Regions from separate parts of the Homo sapiens genome. Here region 2 is linked to region 1. Evidence: read pairs that join two places in POLR2A ChIA-PET (ENCODE). Cell type or tissue: GM12878. All regions are shown on one strand.

Region 1 (5,000 bases):
AAAAAAGAAATTTCCCTGAGACTGTTTCTTCTTTGAAATTCAAAAAGAGAGAGAAAGAGAAAGAGAGAGAGAGAGAGAGAGACACGCACACACACCCCAAACACAGAAACCTAGGAAATGCAATTAGAAGACGAGGATTCGATTGTTGCCAAAGTCCACCACAACGATCATTCCGTCGGGGGTGATGGCGATGCCGGAAGGGCGGTCCATCTGCCCAAAGCCGCTGCCTTGAGCACCAAACTTGCACAGGAAGCTGCCGTTGGATTCAAACATCTGTACCCGATGGTTCCTGGAATCCGCCACAATGATGCGCCCTTCCTGGTCCACAGCTACCCCTTGTGGGCGCAGGAACTGCCCATTGCCTGTGCCCTCCGAGCCCAGAAAGCGTGCCGACTGGCAGTCGGGGTGAATAACCAGGAGCCGGTGGTTGTTGAAGTCAGTGACCACCAAGTGGCCCTCATGGTTGAAGGCCACACCCCGTGGGGAGTCAAAGTGCTTCCAGAGAGCCCCCTCGAAGCCATACTTGTTTAGGAAGACACCATCAGGCCCAAACAGCTGGATCCGGTGGTTCCTCGTGTCTGAGACCAGGATCTTGCCCTCAGAATTCACCGCCACATCCCAAGGGTAGTTGAACTGCCCATTCTTGGTTCCTTTCTCACCAAACTTGAGGAGGAACTGGCCCTCGAACGTGAAGATCTGGATGCGATGATTGTCCTTGTCAGCCACCACGATCCTGCGTGAGGCGTCACAGGCCACGCCGGCTGGTCGGTCGAACTGCCCAGGCCGGGAGCCCAGGGTGCCGAATTTGTGGTGGAAGGCGCCGCAGGGCTTGAACACCTGGATGCGGTTGTTGCTGCGGTCGGCGACAATGATGTAGCCCTCCTTGTCTACACTCACACCCCAAGGGCGGCAGAGCTTGCCATCGCTGTCACCCTCACTGCCGAAGCTCAGGCCCGGGAGCCCAATGCCCACGTAGCTGCGGCCTGACTTGACCACCACCTTGAAAGGGCTGTTCTCAATGTGCTGGTTGCACAGTGTCACAGATACCAGGTGCTCACCCTCCAGCTGGGGTCGGTAACTCACCACGTATGTCCCATTCTGCTGATCACTCACCTCTGCACCAAACAGGTTGCCATCAGGGCCCAGGACCACAGCCGACATCAGGTCGCCTCCTGAGAGGCGGGGCTCACCATCGTGGTCATAACCAATGACTGTGAAGGAGGCCACCTTACCCTGGAGGGCACGCTTGAGGCCATCGCCTGTGGCCTTGGTGAGTGGGGCAAAGGCCCCGCTGCTAACAAAGCCAAAAGACTTGATGGCAAGGTACAGTGCCTGATCGGGGGGTGTGAACATGACTCGGTCGTCTTCCTGGGGCTGCAGGAGGCTCCGCACGGTCTTCAGCTCCTGCACCTGGGCCAGCATCCGGTCTCGGGCCAGTAGGATGTCTAGCGCTCTACCCTCCTCCAGGACCTGCTGCACGGCACTGATGGTGCTCTCAAGCTTGTTGAGGTTTTGCCGCAGCTTCTCCACCTGCAGGTACAGAGACTTGGCTTTCACCTGGCGGATCTTTTCTACCTGGAGGGAAAAGCAAGAGTGGAGAAAGACACAGAGGCTTAGAGCCAAGCACAGAAAATACCACATAAGCCACAACTAATCACAAGGAAGCATCAGACAAACACATATTGTGGGATGGTCTACAAAAGACATCTGTCTTTCTTCAAAAGCAGCAAAATCAAAATGGACCAAAAAACCTGAAGAACTGTTCTGGGTTACAGAGGATAGTTACTAGAAACAGGACAACTATATGTAATTAGTGACTCTGGACTGGAGGGAGTGGCTAGCTATGAAAAGCACTGTTGGGACAATTGTTGAACCTTGATTATGGACTGAGGAGTAGATGCTAGTACTGTATCAAAATCAAATTTCCTGATTTCTGTAATTGTAATGTGATTAGGGGTAAAGGCATTGTGTTTCCAATATGCCAACTCACTCTCAGATCACAAACATATATACACATACATACATACATACATACACACACACACACATACACGCACGCCTCATGCCTCTAATCCCAGCACTTTGGGAGGATGAAGCAGGCAGATCACCTGAGGTCAGGAGTTTGAGACCAGTCTGGCCAACATGGCAAAACCCTGTCTCTACTAAAAATAACAAAAATTAACCAAGTGTGGTAACAGGTGCCTGTAATCCCAGCTATTTGGGAAGCTGATGTGGGGAGAATCGCTTGAACCCGAGAGGCGGAGGTTGCAGTGAGTAGAGATCACACCATTGCACTCCAACCTAGGGAACAGGGCGAGACTCCGTCTCAAAATAATAATAATAATAATAATAATAATAATAATAATAATAATAATTGGGACAAAACGTACATAATCAGTAAATCTGGAGAAGGAATATATGGAGTTACTATTACTGCAACTTTTCTGTAAGCTATAAATTAAAAAAAATAAAAGTTAAAAACAGCCATCTAGAGCTGGGCACAGTGCTGTGCACCTGTAATCCCAGCTACTCGGGAAGCTGAGGTGGAAGAATCACTTGAGCCTAGGAGGCTGAGTCTGTAGTGTGCCATGACTGTGTCTGTGAATAACCACTGCACTCCAGCCTGGGTAATACAGCAAGATCCCACCTTAAAAAAATAGCAAGATCCCACCACCAAAACCAAAAACAGCCATTTGACAAAGGAGTGTACTGAGCACCTACACTTTGCCAGGCATTGGAGGTACTGCAGTAACCCACAGAAAATATAAAATATGGTCCTTGCTCACACAGAGTTGTAGTTTAGAAAAGCAGTATTCAAAAGCAAACGAAGAAATAAGGATCATGTCAGATAGTGATAGGTGTTAAAAAGTAGAAAAAGGATGTGAAAGACAGTGTCTAGGGGCCCTGATACAGACAAAGAGCACTGAGGGACAGTGCCTTTCACAAGTTCAGACCTACAGGTTGAGACTAGGCAAAAGGCCATAGGGAGAGCTATCTCAGCAAAGGAAACAGCAAAGGTCCTGCTGTGGGCACAGGCTCAGCATTTCACAACCACAGCTTTCAGTAGGGGAGTGACATGACAGATTCATATTCTTAAAGAATTAGTTTGGGGCCCAGCACAGTGGCTCATGCTTTGGGAGGCCAAGATGGGTGGACCACCTGAGGTCAGGAGTTCAAAACCAGTCTGGCCAACATAGTGAGACCTTCTCTGTACTAAAAATACAAAACTAGCCGAGCGTGGTGGCAGGTGGCTGTAATCCCAGCTACTTGGGAGGCTGAGGCAGGAGAATCGCTTGAACCCAGGAGACGGAGGTTGCAGTGAGCCGAGATCGTGCCACTGCAGTCCAGCCTGGGCAATAAGAGCGAAACTCCGTCTCAAAACAACAACAACAACAACAACAAACCGCAAAAGGATTAGCTTGGGAAATGTGTATTAAAGGAGACCACCACCACAGGGCACCTTTTTTTTTTTTTTTTTTTTTTTTTTTTTTTTTTTTTTTGGTAGAGATGGGGTCTTAATGTTGCCACGGGTGGCCTCAAAATCCTGGACTCAAGCAATCTTCCCACCTCAGCCTCCCAAAGTGTTGGCATTACAGGCGTGAGTCACTGTGCTTGGGCCAGTTTCTCTTTACTTCTGTATTTTAAGAATGGTTTTAAAAACCCAACTGGGAACCTGAGAAGCCCTGTACCCCAAATTTTAACATAGCACGCTTTTGGCATGTCTGTATTATTTCCAAAAGAGCCCTTTAAATCTAAAATGCTATAATATATATGGACATGGATTCTAACCTGCCAAAATAATTCCTGCTTGAGGTTCTCAAACCATGCTATTTAGAAATATGGAATTTTGTTTTACCAATGAAACATTAGTTTCTCTATTCTTTAAAAGTTCTCTAATTCTAAGCAATTTCCCCCTGTGAAGCGAATGAACTTATCCAAACAGTTTTCACAGAGGACCATGACTTGAGTTGTTCTACAGATCTGAAAGCCATAGAAGGCTATTTCAGAATAAGCGTCCACTGTTGAAAGAGCTGGATTTCAACCTGACTTTCCCTTTAGGGTGGGAGGGGTGATTATATGATTTCGACTCATTCCTGCTTTTTCATCTGTTCAGTGAACCAGGATACATGTGTATGGAGAGGCCCACGTGGGGACAGATTAAAGAATATTTGCCCATTAGGCCAAACCTCCACCTTTGGTTCTTACCCATGAACTATATATATGCAGCTAACCCCATGAGGTAGCCAAGTCCACTGGAAATACATAAGGCCCAAGAATGAAGAGAGGCATCTGGATATTTACAACAGGGTTATCTTAATCCTTGCACTTATATATCTTAAAGTAACCAGAGATGCAGGAAAACAAAACTTGTAACAAAGAGATGCCCAGACAGAGACAGGCAAAGTAAGAGGGATTTGCTGGGAAGGAACAGAAAAAAAAAAAAAAAAAAAAAGTCAGTAATTAGTCAAAGAGAGAGGGACCCCACAGGATTTGGAGCAAGGTTCTATAGCAAAAGTATCCAAAATAAGGAAGCTTATTTTGGAATGCTCTGAGGATGAATTTTTGGGCAAGCAGAAACTGCTTACTACAATGAAGAAGGGATGGACTCTTCTTTCAAATAGGCTTCTCCCAAGAGTAAAAACTTGCTATTTCTTCTGAAACAGAACTGCCTTTAGAGAGGACAGTGGGTCAGCCTCACAGGAGGGAGGGTAACTAAGGTGAAAGCGGCAGAAACCCCCACACACAAAGGCCTTTTTCATCAGGAAATCCAGAAGAGCGAGTTTGTGGCAGAGTTCACTACAAAGCTCTCAGGTTGCAAGAAATGGGCCCCTCAGTTATAATTAACATTCGTGGGTGGCATAACACTGGCAGACCCATGGGGACATCTGAGTGTCTGAAAATGATGTCATGCCCACAAAGGTGCTCAAAAAATATGCTGAATTAAAAATCTTGGACTAACACCTCCAAAGTCTCTTGTCAGAAAGCAATTGAGCCATATT
Region 2 (5,000 bases), 120 kb after region 1:
TAATCAGATAATAGACTTCTACAAATACTTATTGAACAGAGGTGGGTATGGAGATAAGACAGGGACTTCCCCTGATAACAAACAAGCATGCAAATAACTAACAATAATCCAAACACAGTTACGTAAATGCCAGGGAGAAAGGCAGTGAATGTGCTGTGAATATGGAGAGAAAGGAAGAAGTTTCTTTCAAACAGAGCTTTGGGGTAAGGGAGGCCTGCTTTAGTCCTTGCAGGGTAGATATCTCACAGGTAGAAAATGGGGAGAAATGGTACTGAAGGTAGCAGCTTGAACGTGGGAGATGTTGGGGAAGACCAGAAACGTGTACTAGGTTGGTTTCTGGCAGCATTAGGAGAAATCTCAGACTAGCGGGGCATGTTGCCCAGAGCATGTGCTTCTAAGAAGTTCCTCATGAATGAGGTGGGGAGGCTTTTATTCCTCTCGCCACAACACTGAGGTATAACAACTCTTTTCAGAAAATGAGATTTTATATATCTAAGCCTAGCTTTCTAGGCAAGCTGTATAGGCAAGATCGTCTTTATACCATTTTGTGGATTTTTTTTTTTTGAGACGGAGTTTTGCTCTTGTTGCCCAGGCTGGAGTGCAATTGCACGATCTAGGCTCACTGCAACCTCCGCCTCCTGGGTTCAAGCGATTCTTCTGCCTCAGCCTCCCAAGTAGCTGGGATTACAGGCTCCTGCCACCACGCCCAGCTAATTTCTTGTATTTTTAGTATAGACGGGGTTTCATCATGTTGTCCAGGCTAGTCTTGAACTCCTCACCTCAGATGATCCACCCGCCTTGGCCTCCCAAAGTGCTGGGATTACAGATGTGAGCCACTGTGCCCGGCCCATTTTGTGGATAGTAAAATCTCTGTTTTCCATCCAAGTGGCTAGTAACACATTTTATTTACTGTTTTTTTCAATGACCACAGTCTGAAGCTTTTTTTAAAATACAAGAATTCAAGGCAACATCTTTATGATACTTAATGGCATTTTGCTTACTGGCTGTTCAGAATGGTTAGTGGTGGGCAGGCAACCTTGGAAACATCTACTCGGAGCCCTTTCCAACTCTTCACATCACTGTTCTTCCCTCCCAGGCAGGGTGGGCCTCCCAATTAACAAAGGTCCAGCCATTGGATTAACCTAAAAACCAAGGGACCAAAACAAAACCCCCTTCAGACCCCAAACCAGGCCTGACCCCATCTGTCTCTCCCAGCGTGGCAGCAGCCATGGCCACCTGCTGTACGAGAACCTCAGCTGGACTGTACACACTGTAACTTTAGATCAAAAGCTCTGTTTGCTGCAGTGACTGAGGTCTGGGGGCACTTTGAGAGGGGCTGCTCAACACCCTAGCCTTGTTACTGAGAAGAGTGAAACATTTTAACTCTTACTGGTTTAACTCATACACTCAATGCCTAGATAATATCAAACATGTTACCCTGGACAGCCTGTCACTTAACTTTTCTGATCTGGGATCAGAAATGCTGACCAGATGCCACTAAGTTGACTAAATAGAATTTGTAGTTATTTTTCACATGGTAAAGCATCATCACTTCTAGGCACAACAAGGCTGCTCACATAAGCAGGAACCTATGTGAAAGCCACATAGGCTTTTTTTTTTTTTTTTTTGAGACAGAGTTTCGCTCTTGTTGCCCAGGCTGTAGTGCAATGGCGCGATCTCGGCTCACCACAACCTCCACCTCCTGCGTTCAAGCAATTATCCTGCCTCAGCCTCCCGAGTATCTGGGGTTACAGGCATGTGCTACCACGCCCAGCTACTTTTTGCATTTTTAGTAGAGATAGGATTTCTCCATGTTGGTAAGGCTGGTCTCGAACTCCTGACCTCAGGTGATCTGCCTGCCTCGGCCTCCCAAAGTGTTGGGATTACAGGTGTGAGCCACTGCGCCCGGCTGAAAGCCACCCTATCTCCTGAGAAGAGGTTTAATATCAACTTTAGTTGCTGTGGCAAGCATGTGGGGATGTGGGCCTTCTCATCTGCTGCTGGAGAATGTACCATTTGATACAAACTTTCTATATCAGAAGTCTTAAAATCCTGCATATCCTCTGACCATGCAATTCCCTTTTTAGGAAGGTGTCTCCTAACTGCAAAGGTCTACAAGCAAGGGCAAGATTGTAGTATGTCTGCTTATGTGCAGTCTTATTCCCATGGCTTAGCTCAGAAGTAAGTGCTCAACAGATATCTGCTGGATGAATGTCCTTTTGAGGAACTATTTCTAATTTTGTGAGATTCCTCTGGGGCTGCCAATGGTGGTACCCAGTCCCCTACTACAGGTATGGCTCAATGCCCATGATTGGTCCAGGGATTGGCAGGTGACCTACTAAAGAGATCCAATCAAAATCTTCCTTGAAGCTTCATGATGCACCATTTCAGTGGTAGAATTCAGAGGTTTATTTTAGTTATATATTGCCAGTAGCTTTCTTTAGTGTGTATGGAGTTTCTCTAGTATTGGCTTTCTGAAAGGTGGATTTATAATTCACTTTTTTTTTTTTTTTTTGAGACAGAGTCCCGCTCTGTTGCCCGGGCTGGAGTGCAGTGGCGCGATCTTGGCTCACTGCAAGCTCCACCTCCCGGGTTCATGCCATTCTCCTGCCTCAGCCGCCCGAGTAGCTGGGACTACAGGCACATGCCACCACGCCTGGCTAATTTTTTTGTATTTTTAGTAGAGACAGGGTTTCACCGTGTTAGCCAGGATGGTCTTGATCTCCTGACCTCATGATCCGCCCACCTCGGCCTCCCAAAGTGCTGGGATTACAGGCATGAGCCACCGTGCCTGGCCTATAATTCACATTTTGAAAAAAGATTTACACAATTCAAAATTTAAAAGCACCTGGGCACGGTGGCTCACACCTGTAATCCCAGCACTTTGGGAGGCTGAGGCGGGTGGATCACCTGAGGCCAGGAGTTCGAGACCAGCCTCAACATGGAGAAACCCCGTCTCTATTAAAAATACAAAATTAGCCGGGCGTGGTGGTACATGCCTGTAATCCCAGCTACTTGGGAGGCTGACGCAGGAGAAGTGTTTGAACCCGGGAGGCGGAGGTTGCAGTGAGCCGAGATTGCGCCATTGCACTCCAGTCTGGGCAACAAGAGCGAAACTCCGTCTCAAAAAAAAAAAAAAAAAAATTAAAAGCATAACAGTATACAGTGAAAAGTCTCCCATTCTACTGCTCCAGCCATGTAGTATTCGTCCTGCCACCCCAACAACTAATGTTTGCAGTTTCTTGGTGTGTCCTTTCAGAGATCTTTTATGCATGTATACAGGGTTATACAGAAACTGTTTCACACCTTGCTGTTTTCATTTAGTATGTCTTGGACATCTTTCCATTTTAGTACCTAGAGTTTATAGCTGCATTGTCTTCAACTGTACAGATGCACTATTATTTATATAAGTGATCTTTTAGACAGTTTTCCATCTTTTGGAATTTTAATAATTAAAACTGTCAACTTACTTCTTTTGTCTTTTTTTTTTGGGGGGACAGGGTCTCACTCCAGTTGCCCAGGCTGGAGTGCAGTGGCATGATCTTGGCTGACTACAGCCTCAACCTCCCAGGCTCAGGTAATCCTCCTACCTCTGTCTCCTAAGTATCTGGGACTACAGGAATGCACCACCATGCCTGGCTAATTTTTGGTATTTTTAGTAGAGACAGGGTCTCATTATGTTGCCCAGGCTGGTCTCAAACCCCTGGACTCAAGTGATCTGCCTGTCTCAGCCTCCCAGAGTGTGGGATTACAGATGTGAGCCACTGTGCCCGGCCCCAAGTTGCTTTTTATTCTGCTGATTTGAAATTTAAACATCTTTTTTTTTTTTTGAGACGGAGTCTCGCTCTGTTGCCCAGGCTGGAGTACAGTGGCACAATCTTGGCTCACTGCAACCTCCGCCTCCCGGATTCAAGCGATTCTCCTGCTTCAGCCTCCCGAGTAGCTGGGACTACAGGTGCGTGCCACCAACCTGGCTAATTTTTGTATTTTTAGTAGAGATGGGGTTTCACCATATTGGCCAGGCTGGTCTCAAACTCCTGACCTCATGATCCGCCTGCCTCGGCCTCCCAAAGTGCTGGGAGGCATGAGCCACTGTGCCTGGCAAAAAAAAATTTTTTTTAAAATAAAATCATCAAGAAGAACTTTCCTTTAAGTGTCTAGGTTCATTTACAATGCTGATTAGTTGTTTACCTTGCAAGAATATTTTTATATCTGGGAAAGTGATATTCCAATATTTAACAAACTGATCAGATGCTTCAAACAAAGTAACAAAAAATATAAACCTCAAACTTGTGTTGGCTGCTTTACAAGGTTCAGTTCCTCCCACTCTGGACTCACCTGGTGGAGACACTTTCGGGCTTTGTCATATTCGCTCCTCAGGCAGTAAGCGCTGCCAAGGTTGAACAGCATCACAGTCCTGGCAGAGTTGACGGAACTGGGGTAGCACTGAGGGGCCCGCTTACCAGCTGGGGAAAAAGAGTGTAGACACTGGTGAAGAGGCCGTGCCAACAGCAAGGAAGCAACCCAATCTATCGCCTTGAGGAGCCACTTGGCACAGCAGTATTCCTCAGGCAGAAAAACGAACACAGAAGATTTAGAATCTAAATTTTTGGGATGCAGGCCAGGCTACTTAAGTATCACAAAACTTCTTACTTACAGGATTCCATTGCTTCATTTTCACCTTTGTCTGATCCTACAAAAACACGAAAATAAATCTGAGGGGCAGAACAACAGAGCATATTTTCTTTCTTTTCTCCTCGGGCTCAGAAGGTAGAGGGCATATTTTCTTTTCTTTTCTTTTTTTTTTTTTTGAGATGGAGCCTCGCTCTGTTGCCCAGGCTGGAGTGCAGGGGCATGATCTCGGCTCACTGCAACCTCCGCCTCCTGGATTCAAGCGATTCTCCTGCCTCAGCCTCCTGAGTAGCTGGGATTACAGGCATGTGCCACCATCCCTGGCTAGTTTTTGTATTTTTAGTAGAGACGGGGTTTCACCATGTTGG

The links. ChIA-PET counts read pairs that join two places held together with the same protein. Peaks named below come from ENCODE experiments on the same cell type or tissue, not always from the same donor. Only the 100,000 strongest peaks of a DNase experiment are listed, where the experiment ranks them.
Region 2: POLR2A ChIA-PET joins it to region 1 with 5 read pairs; 4 of 35 experiments call an interaction of 5 or more read pairs at or near these places.

What each region holds. Positions count from the first base shown.
Region 1 is chr3:32,886,935-32,891,934 of GRCh38, reverse strand. TRIM71 (tripartite motif containing 71) reads right to left here. Exons shown (of 4, transcript NM_001039111.3): 4 at 1-1,575. The coding sequence ends at 124. Among named protein-coding and RNA genes, the nearest start is that of CCR4, 62 kb to the left of the region's middle. In GM12878, no CTCF peak of the experiment used is centred here; a DNase peak (open chromatin) is centred at 2,964.
Region 2 is chr3:32,764,148-32,769,147 of GRCh38, reverse strand. It overlaps CNOT10 (CCR4-NOT transcription complex subunit 10), which reads right to left. Exons shown (of 19, transcript NM_015442.3): 16 at 4,658-4,693; 17 at 4,339-4,466. Among named protein-coding and RNA genes, the nearest start is that of CNOT10-AS1, 29 kb to the right of the region's middle. In GM12878, no CTCF peak of the experiment used is centred here; no DNase peak of the experiment used is centred here.